Regions from separate parts of the Mus musculus genome. Here region 1 is linked to region 2. A link is a loop called in an ENCODE intact Hi-C map of the cell type or tissue named here. Cell type or tissue: gastrocnemius. All regions are shown on one strand. Each heading gives the region's core, and the rest is flanking DNA. Links, peaks and the distances in the headings are about the cores only. Region 1 holds the start of Lpp (LIM domain containing preferred translocation partner in lipoma). Region 2 overlaps Gm31814 (a long non-coding RNA gene).

Region 1 (5,377 bases), core at 189-5,188, 150 kb before region 2:
TCCTCCCCGGTGCCCGGCCCCGCTGCCGGCCCTTACCTTGCAGCGGCCGGCTCTCCCCCGCCGCTAACGCTACTTATCCCGGGAAAGCTCGAGCGGGCCCCGGGAGCGAACCCACAGACAAAAAGTGAAACTTCAGCAGCAGGCCGGGAGTGGCTGCTGGTTGGTGCTCTCCCCCTCCTTCCTCCCCACCCCCTCCCCGCGGTCTCCCGTGCGGTGCCCTGAGCGCTGGAGGCTGACGTCAGGGGCCTGAATTCCTGACTTTGCCTGCACGCATTTGTCCATGTAAGGTATGGGGAGGCGTGTGCCCGCGGGCCGCCGCACTAGCCGGACGGGGAGGGGGCGCGGGGGGCAGCGGCGGCTCGAGGTGGGTGACCCTGGGCAATGCACTTCCTGGAGGAGGGGACGCGGGGGGAGGAGGGGGTACAGGGAGCATGGGAAGAGGAAGGAAAAGAGGGATCTGCCTCCACTGGAGGAAGAGGAAGGAGATGCAGGAGGAAGTCGAGAAACCGGCACAACTCGGGTCTGTTCTGCAGACGACAGATTGGAAAGCTGAGCTTGAGCAAAGAGATCCTGCCATGGAACACCCCACCCCCCACCCTAAGAGCCTCGTCGGAGCCCCGCCCAGGACTCCAGCAGGACTCAGAAGTCCGGGATGGTAGAGAGCAACTTCAGTTCCCTTCGCACAGGAGAGCTCCGAAGCTGGGACCTGACCCAGTCCTGCCCCGTGGAGAGGAGCCAGTATTCTACTCTTAGCTGGGTTTCCGCCTCCAGGCACGACCCGGCCTCTAACTGTGAGCTTAGACCCAAGTTAGAGCTAGGCAGATGACTTGACCCACTGAAGTGACTAACCCCAGTTCCTGGAAGGTTGTGGTTGACAAGCCTTGAGAAACAATGGCAATCGAGTGCTTCAGGGCAACTTCCTGTCCTTTGTTCAAAGACAAGAACCTTTGGAGTTTAACTTTTGCTTCCCAACCCTGCCCTGCCGGAAAACCAACCAGAAAGCTTGCTCTGTTCTTACAGCTTAAAAAAAGAAAATACACGAACTGGGTGAACTGGTTTGAATAAAGACAAGCCTGTTCTTGGAAGGTTGGGTTTGGATATTTTGTGTTTGATATTTGTAAAAGTGAGCAACGATGAGAACCCCTTTTACTAGGTTAAGATTCCGGCTAGGAGACACTGGAAGCCCTCTGGCCCTCAGTAGTGAACGCTTTTCATCCCGGCACAAGAGAGGTTTACATAGACACTGTCACAAACTAACCAAAAACACAGATTTGGGTGTGGGTGTGTGGGTGGGGGTGTGGGTGTTTCTATCCTGTATCCTTTGCTTTACCCCAGTCTCCCAAACAACTTCAACCCATGCTAATAACACAACCACCCATTCTGGTCTTTGATTGGGTTGGGTAGGATCTAAGGAAAATACCATAACATGACCTGCACAACACAGCTGTCTGAGCATGCCCCTGACCTTCCCACTCTCAAGCCACCTTCCACCACCGTGGGCCCTCACCTTCTACAGCCTAACTCAGTCATGCAGACAGAAAAAGTACACCAGGGACTTCAGGGGTGGGGACGCTCCAACGTGCCTCTTCTCCGGTTATATTTTGATGAACCTTTCGGACTAAGTGTCAAAGTACGTACTCCTGTACTTAACATGTATTGAACATTTCTCCGGCAGTCTTCAAAATTCAAACACTTCTGGGGCCAAACTGCTTAACCCCTTTGCCCTCCCAAGTTTTCCAGCTACACACACTCAAAAGTAGGATTACAGCAGGAGAGAACACGGGTACCTGTGCGTTCCACGGGAAACAGGCTCCCAGGGGTCCGGCTTTTTAAGAGATCAGTGTATTCACTCTACCCTAAGCATTTCAGCCAATGCGTGCCCTCTGTGCTACTGCAATGGAAGTCATCCATTGCTCGTTTAGGTATAACAGAACTTGACCAGCATCCCTTGCTTCCTTTACTCCCTTCTCAGTAACCCACTTATAAAGAATAATAGAGTTCTAATGAGGATTAATAAAATTTAATAAGGTATAATTAGAGTCATTCATTTCCTCAATCATACACATTGTAAGAGTGCTGTGTTGATCCAGAAATGCTACTAATTATGTTGAAACTGTTCTCTGTGTTGGGGGAGATCACTGTATCGCTTCTCCTGAAGTACTGATGCATCACTCAGGTAGGCATGGTGTTCTCATGAGCATTATAGAAAGTTATAATCACAAGAGATCATTGCAGCACATGGGGCCCTCACCTGCAGTGTAAGTGACAAAGTCATAGACTGGATGTCTGGGGACCCATGTGCTTAGCCATCAGGAGTCCTAGCACAAAGCAAAAGCCACATCCTGCTTTGTTGTACTGCTTTCTTCTGTCCTTTCACAGTGTGCAGAGGTTTGGACTTGGAAACTCGGCTCACTTTGTAAGCACGGTACAGTCTAAATACTGGTTTACTATTGCAGAGACAAAGATGGTACAGAATTTCAGATGAGTGAAGGGTGCAGCCCTGTGGCCTCAGAAAGTCTCCAGGTTGGTGTGAAGGCCAACAGCAAGTCTGCCACAATCAGGCTGATGGATCCTGAAACTCCATAACATTTATCACAGACCTGTACCCGAAGGCCTCACCGAAGCTCATGACAGCCCTGTTTCTGGAGTCCGTGCCAGGCAATGGTCTAAGGACTTTTCCTATGCAATTCACTTAACCCACAAGTCCCTCTGAGGGACTGGCATGATTTCTGTAGCTGTGCGTGGGGAAACTAAAGCCAGAGGGGCTAAGCAGCTTGTTCTTAACACTAGTGTTTCAGTACACTGAGCTTCCATAGTGAGCACAGGAAGCCTGGCACCTCACTTCCCACTGCTGAGTGGCCATCTGCTCTCAGTGTGAGCATTCCATTGTAAGAGTCATAATCTGCAGCTAGAGGAGAGAAGGAGTGCCTAAGTGGCTATAGGGGAAATAGTACGGGCATGATCGCCAGGCAAGACAATGAGAGGCCATAGCGGTCTGATGGTGCTTCTCCTGAGCCAGATTCTCAGTATGCTCTGCACAAGCCTTGGTGATTTGGCACTCACTTGTGCCTTCAACTGCATCTCTGCAGCCTTAAAGAGACCTCCAGCTGTAGCAAGTTGAAGTAATAGCAGGCTCTGAAGCATACCTTCTCCTCTGTTTTCATTTCACAGGTTCTGTGATCAGGGACAGTATTCCTTTTCCATCCACTTGGCAACCCTGCAGGCTCCTGTGTAACACCATCTTCCCTGAGGACCCCCTCTGTCCCCTGTGCCACCCCCAGACCACTCCTTGCTCTCTCTGTGTTTAGGACCTCAGACCATAAGACACTGGGCTAAGCTGTGGTCTAATTTGTCTTTTTTTCCTACTTTACTCAGAGTTTTGTTTTGTTGTTTTGTTTTGTTTTGTTTTGTTTTGTTTATGAGACAGGGTTTCTCTGTGTAGCCCTGGCTGTCCTGGAACTTACTTTGTAGACCAGGCTGGCCTTGAACTCAGAAATCTGCCTGCCTCTGCCTCCCAAGTGCTGGGATTAAAGGTGTGTGCCACCACACCTGGCTTTACTCAGATTTTAATGTATCCCAGAGTCCCTAATTCCTGCTTTGGTCTTTATAAGTATTCTGTGCTTGGAAATAGTCTTTGCTTTCTTCCTCTCCTCCCAACCCTGTGTGCTTATGAATGTGTGTGTAAGTGTGTGTGTGAGAGAGAGAGAGACAGAGAGAGAGAGAGAGAGAGAGAGATGCTCATATTCAAAGGCAAAGGAATATAGAGAAGGTAGAAAGAGCCTGAGTACTTAAATAACCAGAGAACTACATCAGGAAATGAGATGGGGGGGGGAGGGCTGGAGAGATGGCTCAGCGGTTAAGAGCAGTGACTGCTCTTCCAGAGGTCCTGAGTTCAAATCCCAGCAACCACATGGTGTCTCACAACCATCCATAATGAGATCTGATGCCTTCTTCTGGTGTGTACTTTACATATAATAAAAAAATAAATATTTTTTTTAAAAGAAATGAGATCGGAACGCAAGCGGGACAATGAGATGTTAGAGAAACAATCTGGAGACCAAACATTTGGAAGTTACACCAAGACTAGCTCTTGGTAGGACCCAGGGGAAGAACCTTCACAGGCCCTGATTTCCTTAAAAAGCACTGAGCAATCTTCCCAGGAGTCACTTCCTCTGCCCTCTGCAGCCTCAATTCCTTTCTCTCATGAGGTTAAATGTTTAAATTGCATAGTCTACGAAGTTCTTTCCAGCTCCCAACCTTGATTCTGCCTTCTCATCAATGACCAGGTTCATGTTCACAAGGCATGGCATGACACATTTATTTGTAAAGGTTTCTTGATATCATTGCACTTGAATGCGTGTTTCAGGTGCCTGTTTCGTATTCCCTGGACAAGTCCTGCTAGGTTTTTCTTCAACTTGTAGGCTGTGCCTCCACCACCTCAACTCCAACTTTTTAAATGTCACACATTTCCCTGTCAATCTATTGCTTCTCTTCAGCATCCCTCTCCTCCCAACCCTGTGTGTGTGTGTGTCTGTCTGTGTGTCTGTGTGTATCCATCTGTCCTTTACTTTTTTTTTTTTTTTTGGCCTGGTTTTTTTTTTTTTTTTCTCAGTTTCTTCCTCAGACTGAACCTGAAAGACTTTAGGCTGTGATGTAGGCATCTCTGTGGGGCATTTTCTTGATTGCTAATGGATATAGGAGAGCCTAGCCTACTGTGGGTGGTACTCTCCTTAGGCAAGTAGGTTTGGGCCACATAAGAAAAGTACCTAACATAAGCCAGTAATTAGTGTTCCTTTGTGGTTTCTGCCTCAAGCTCATGCCTTGAGCTCCTGCTTTGGTTTGTACCAGTGATGGTCTAGTTATAGTCATCCCGTAAGATGAAATAAACCCTTTCCTCCTCAAGTTCCTTTTGGTCATGGTGTATGTCAATAATGGGAATGCAAACAGGGAAGGACACCCCTAACTATTTGTTTGAGAAGAAAGAAAAATTGATGAAAGTAGATACAACCAGCACCCCACCTGCTACACACAAAGATCTATAAGATTCAGGGATCTGTTGAGACAGCTTGGCTAAGACCACCCAACAAAGGGGCTGGAGCTACTGTAAGTCCCTGTGATAGTGATGGATGAGCCCGGAGATGCCTAGTGCCCATTGGGGAACACAGATGTGGATCACACTTTTATTTTCATACAACAGACAGAAAAAGTAGAGAATGATATCTGTCATAGTTAGAATTCCTGTTGCTATGAAGAGATACCATGATCAAGGCAAATCTTACCAAAGCAAACATTTAGTTGGGGCTGACTTACAGTTTCAGAGGTTTAGACTATTAACTAAACATCATAACATGAAGCATGGCAGCATGCAGAAAGACAT
Region 2 (5,377 bases), core at 68-5,067:
ACTGGTAGAGCCTTTCTGAAGACAGCTATAACAGGCTTCTGTAAGTAAGCACTTACTGGCAATCACAAAAGTGTCTGGGTTTGGTGATTGTATATGGGATGGATCCCCAGGTGGGGTAGTCTCTGGATGGCCTTTCCTTAAGTCTTTGCTCCACACTTTGTCTCTGTAACTCCTTCCACGGGTATTTTGCTCCCCCTTCTAAGAAGGATTGAAGTATCCACACTTTGGTCTTCCTTCTTCTTGAGTTTGATGTGTTTTGTGAATTATATCTTGGGTATTCTGAGCTTCTGGGCTAATATACACTTATAAGTGAGTGCATATCATGTGTGTTCTTTTGTGATTGGGTAACCTCACTCAGGATGATATTTTCTAGTCCCATCCATTTGCCTAAGAATTTCATAAATTCATTGTTTTTAATAGCTGAGTACTACTCCATTGTGTAAATGTACCTCCACACAAAACCAGATACACTGAAATTAATAGAATAAAAAGTGGGGAAGAGCCTTGAGCACATGAGCACAGAGGAAAATTTCCTGAACAGAACACCAATGGCTTGTGCTCTAAGATCGAGAATTAACAAATAGGTCCTCATAAAATTGCAAAGCTTCTGTAAGGCAAAGGACACTGTCAATAGGACAAAATGGCAACCAACAGATTGGGAAAAGATCTTTACCAATCCCACATCCGAAAGAGGGCTAATATCCAATATATACAAGGAATTCAAGAAGTTAGACTCCAAAGAACCAAATAACCCTATTAAAAATTGCTAATATCCAATATATACAAAGAAGTCAAGAAGTTAGACTCCAAAGAACCAAGTAACCCTATTAAAAAATTCTCAACTGAGGAATACCGAATGGCTTAGATGCACCTAAAGAAATGCTCGACATCCTTAGTCATCAGGAAAATGCAAATCAAAACAACGCAGAGATTCCATCTCATACCAGTCAGAATGGCTAAGATCAAAGACTCAGGAGACAGCAGATGCTGGTGAGGTTGTGGAGAAAGAGGAACACTCCTCCATTGCTAGTGAGATTGCAAGCTGGTACAACCACTCTGGAGATCAGTTTAGCAGTTCCTCAGAAAATTAGACAATACTACCTGAGGACCCACTAATACCCCTCCTGGGCATATACCCAGAAGATACTCCAACATGTAATAAGGACACATGTTCCACTATGTTCATTGAAGCCTTATTTATAATAGCTAGGAGCTGGAAATAATCTCTAGTTCTTTGATGGATCTCTTGTTAGAATTTACCCTATTAGGAAAGGGGCTGATTCTAAAATGTTACACTCAGTATAATTCCATACACATTACATTTTTAGTTTGAGAAAAATGTCCTGAGAAGAGAATAACAGTTGCCAGGGTAATGAAGAGGTGGGAGAAAATCGAAGTAGCCCTAATAAAGCAGTCATGAAGGAACCCTCAGCAAAGGCTGTTCACTTGTCAGGACTATTCGAACATCGATAATTGATTGTGATTGTGTAATTTAGTTTTGCAAAATGTTTACATTTAAGGAAAGTAGGTGCAAGGTACACGGAACCCCCATGTACTATTTGTTCAACTTCAATTACCTTGAATTAAAAAAAAATTTTTTTTTTTAAGTTCAAAGTTTTTACTTTCTGATGGCGGCAGAGTGGCCAAGCATCTGGGGAGGCAGCGGTGGGGAAGGCGTGGACAAGAAAGAAAAACTGAAGAGCTGGTTCTCTCTTCCTTATTCTCTACCCTGGTCATATCTTCTGGCTGACTGGATGCTCTCAGGCCATCTGGAGGGCAGCGGCTCCCTCCCTTACTCCTTGCACGATGAGAAGAAGCATGAGGGAGGGACTTCTTCACCTAGCATCCATTGCTGATGTCGAGGGAGGGACTTCACCTAGCATCCATTGCTGATGTGGACTTTGCCTGCTCTGATCTGCAGACATCAGGAGGCAAAGCAAATGCACCCCTGAGTAGGTCAAAGTTTGGAGAAACCACACAAAGATTTCTTTCTAAAATTCTTCAAGGTGGGAGGGAGTTGGGATGGGTAGTATGAGGTTGAAAGGAATATGAGCTTGCCTGTGAGGCCCAAGGGTTTAATAACTAGAAGGAACAAAGAGTGAGGGAACATTGGCTTCTAGCAAGAAGACAACATTGTTCCTCTCATGTTGTTCACACACTGTATCCTCACCACCCCTACACATGCATTGCTCACCCTCGAAGGTGAATCAGGCTCAAAGCAAGGCGCGCTATGGAGTGAGCCTTTGTAAGATGGAGCTGACATAGTTAGTCCCTGCTCCTCTTAGGGTCTCTTGCCTGCTGCTTGCAATGGGTTGTCCTCCGAAGATAAAGATGTTCCTGGAAAATCTGGGATGGGGGTCAGGTGAGTTGGTTTTACTTTTGGCCTGAAGCCCCTGCAAGGATGTTTGCAGAGTCCTGGGGCCTACATGGGCAATGAACCTGCATGGGCAATGACCTCAGTCAAGAGGAAGCCCTCTGCAGGCCTTATCCTATACCGTTCCTGCAAGAAGGGGCTGGGGCAATGGGTTCCAGGGTTTGCAGCCCGCAACAGAGTTGCAAATCTGGACTAGGGGGTCAGAGAGTGGAAGGCAGCTACTGCATTTCTTCTTTCTTTCCATACCACCCTTGCCTTTCCTTTTCCTGTCTTCTTTGCCAATTCTAAGTGTCCTTCCTATATTTTTGTGGTGGTTGTTTTCCATCTGCTGTTCTTGACTTATTTCATCTTTCATTATTTAAATTTAAGTAGGTGATAGCACTTCTCTAAGTTGACTCACGACTCCCACTCTGCTCTGCCTCCTTAACCTTCCCCCGTTCTCTCTCCATGCTGGTCATTCTTGATTTCTTGACATTTTTTTCTTTTTTTGGACATTCCAATGGGTACTGTCTCAGGCCACCTGCATAGTGTTTCTGGTGCTGACTCCCATTGCCCCACATGGCCACACGTCTTCTTTGACTTTCGGGAGCTTGCTTTAACAAACACGTTTTCAAAGGCACCGTCCCTCTACAGGCCGTGTAAAGATGCTGCACACTCCTCTTCTTCTCTCTGCTCTCTGCTGATCTACACACGTGTAACCCTGCAGCTTACTCTCCTCTTGTTCATTGTCTGCACGGTAGGAAACCAGAACATAAGCTTTATGGAGGGCAGGGCTATTTGTCTATTTAGGACAGAGTCTGGCATGATAAATGGAGTAAGAGAGCAGATATGATTCTTTCTAGTGATCGACAAAATATGTACGCGTACTATTTTACTACTAGAAATTAAGTTCATTAAATATTTTATCAGTTCAATCGCCATCACTAACTATACTTGCGATAAAGGTATTAAGTGTTTTATAGATAGCCTCACTGCTCTAGATTCTGTGTCCCCTGTACTGTGTTTGAGGCACCAGATCAGGTCTGGCTTCTTGTAAACAGCTGACAGGCCAGCATTTCTCCTCCGTGTCTCTACTAGTGAAGTAGCTTGCACGCTCCCTGTGGACCTTGTGGAATTATTGGGTTAATTCGATAGCACTTCAACATGGAGTCGACTCCAAGGCAAGTCACCCATGCGTGGTTCACTGTTGCACACCAGTAAAGGACTGGACGAGTGGCTTCCAATGATGATGGAAACATCTAATGGGATAAGAGAGGCAGGTGTTGTGTGCAACTTAGTCTTCACGGGGGGACTGAGCTAAGAAAAGGATCTTAGGCAATGTGAGTGCTATTTGCGAGCGTATCAGGAGGGAACGGGAGCAGAGGCCAGCTATGTCATGGAATATTCCTTGCTTTCTTCCATTCCCCTCAAGCTCCGTGCTGGTGCGTCTCTTGCTGTGTATTATTGACAGAGGAAATGCTGATTCATGGGTCTAAGTTACAGGAAACCTTGTTTCCTGGTGAAGAAACAAGCTTGGTGGAGCTGCCAGCACCCTCCCTGCCAGTTGCTGCCACATGTCCTGCTCTGGGCCTGCACCCAGGCCGTCTGAGGAGGGGCAGGCCCCCTCAAGCTTAGCCAGTGAGATCACTTTCCCTGGCCCAGCTCCTCACCATGCCTCTCTGGGCCTTTCTGCTCTGACCTTACAATACCTTTCCAGCCCATCTCCCTTGCTTCCTGCTTGCTCCACCAGCTGAAGCCACCAATGAGCATGCCCAGCTCTCCCTGGGCACCTTGTATTTCCCACTCTGTGCCATGGCTCCTCATGTTCCCTGCCTGAACTGGCCCCTGAGCCCGTGTTGGCCCACTGAAATCCTACCTCCCCTTGAGCTCTGCACAGCTGTTCTGCTATATGAGGCCCGCTCTGCTTCCTTCTATTTATTACTATTCCTTTTAGTAGGGGTGTTTCCAAATATGTGAGCATTTGCGTACACTTACCAGCTCCAGCAGCTACCTGATTCCTCCTAAGTAGCCCCAGTTACTTTGACGGAGATTTTTGAGCTCCCTTAGCCAACTCTTGTAGTCCTACTTAACTTATGTTTCTTGAGTTGCACACAGAAGAAGGTCAGTCAGTGGCTTTACTCACCATGAAGCCAAACAGACATGGATTGAGCCAGCCAGTATTACAAGACAGTCAGTGGCAAGCTAAGATCTTTTCTTTTTTTCCTGAGAGGCCTCATTGAAAATGGTCATGTAGTTACTGTATCTAAACACAACAGATGTTCAAGTTACATTATTATCACATGTGTATAAAATAAAAAAAATTAATCTGCTAGCCAGCTGATGAATACAGGGACTTCTTAAGCTCGGCACCGAGCAATCAGCACTGGGCAGCCCTTTCTGAGGTCTGCTGTGTTCTGTTATCTGATCTCCTCCTGCTGCAGGAGATGGCTGATTTAGATGAAGAGAAAGCCATCTGATAATAAAGGCCTGTGTGAGTTAACCAAAGTTTAAAACGGTAAGTGTTATAAAATCATGTCTCTTTGGCTGTTACATGGATTAGAAAGCAGACATTCAGTAATGGAGGAATTTAACTACTCTGAAGTTACCTCTAGTTAGACAGATAGGAAGAGAAATGAAGGAAGTTTAATATGTGCACTTGGACTTTGGAAGGCTGGGAGCAAAGGCATGAAGAGACCATTGGGAAGGTAAAGCAAGAAATAGAAAGCCAGTCCTGGAAGAATGGCACACTTTCATCTGGACCGGACACAGCTCACGCCTGGACTTTGGCCTATAGTAAGGAGTCACCTGAAAGTCCAGTCTAAGGTGCTTGGACATTCCTGTGTCACAGTAGGAGGAAGAGTCTGGTCATGAGCCAAGAGCTGAAGAGTGGAGAGGGGATAGGAAGGTAGTCACCTCAGTTCCTAGATCACACAGAGGGTCTGCCACCAGTAAAGCAAGAGACCAACATGGCAGGCGGCTTGCAAGCTATGGAGGGTCTCTGGGAGTGTGACTCTCCATATCTAG

The links. Peaks named below come from ENCODE experiments on the same cell type or tissue, not always from the same donor. Only the 100,000 strongest peaks of a DNase experiment are listed, where the experiment ranks them.
Region 1: it touches region 2 in a loop (2.8-fold over the local background); 1 of 42 quality-filtered maps calls a loop at or near these places.

What each region holds. Positions count from the first base shown.
Region 1 is chr16:24,388,264-24,393,640 of GRCm38, reverse strand. It overlaps Lpp (LIM domain containing preferred translocation partner in lipoma), which reads right to left and starts at 291. Exons shown (of 13, transcript NM_178665.5): 1 at 37-291. Lppos (LIM domain containing preferred translocation partner in lipoma, opposite strand) reads left to right here. Exons shown (of 2, transcript NR_037954.1): 1 at 1-287; 2 at 534-1,085. In gastrocnemius, for the core only: no CTCF peak of the experiment used is centred there; DNase peaks (open chromatin) are centred at 223, 678, 2,350 and 2,854; H3K4me3 peaks cover 1,031 bases; H3K27ac peaks cover 1,570 bases.
Region 2 is chr16:24,236,982-24,242,358 of GRCm38, reverse strand. The region is part of intron 1 of Gm31814 (a long non-coding RNA gene); the gene reads left to right. Among named protein-coding and RNA genes, the nearest start is that of Gm31814, 24 kb to the left of the region's middle. In gastrocnemius, for the core only: a CTCF peak has its summit at 3,007; a DNase peak (open chromatin) is centred at 4,000; H3K4me3 peaks cover 914 bases; H3K27ac peaks cover 3,101 bases.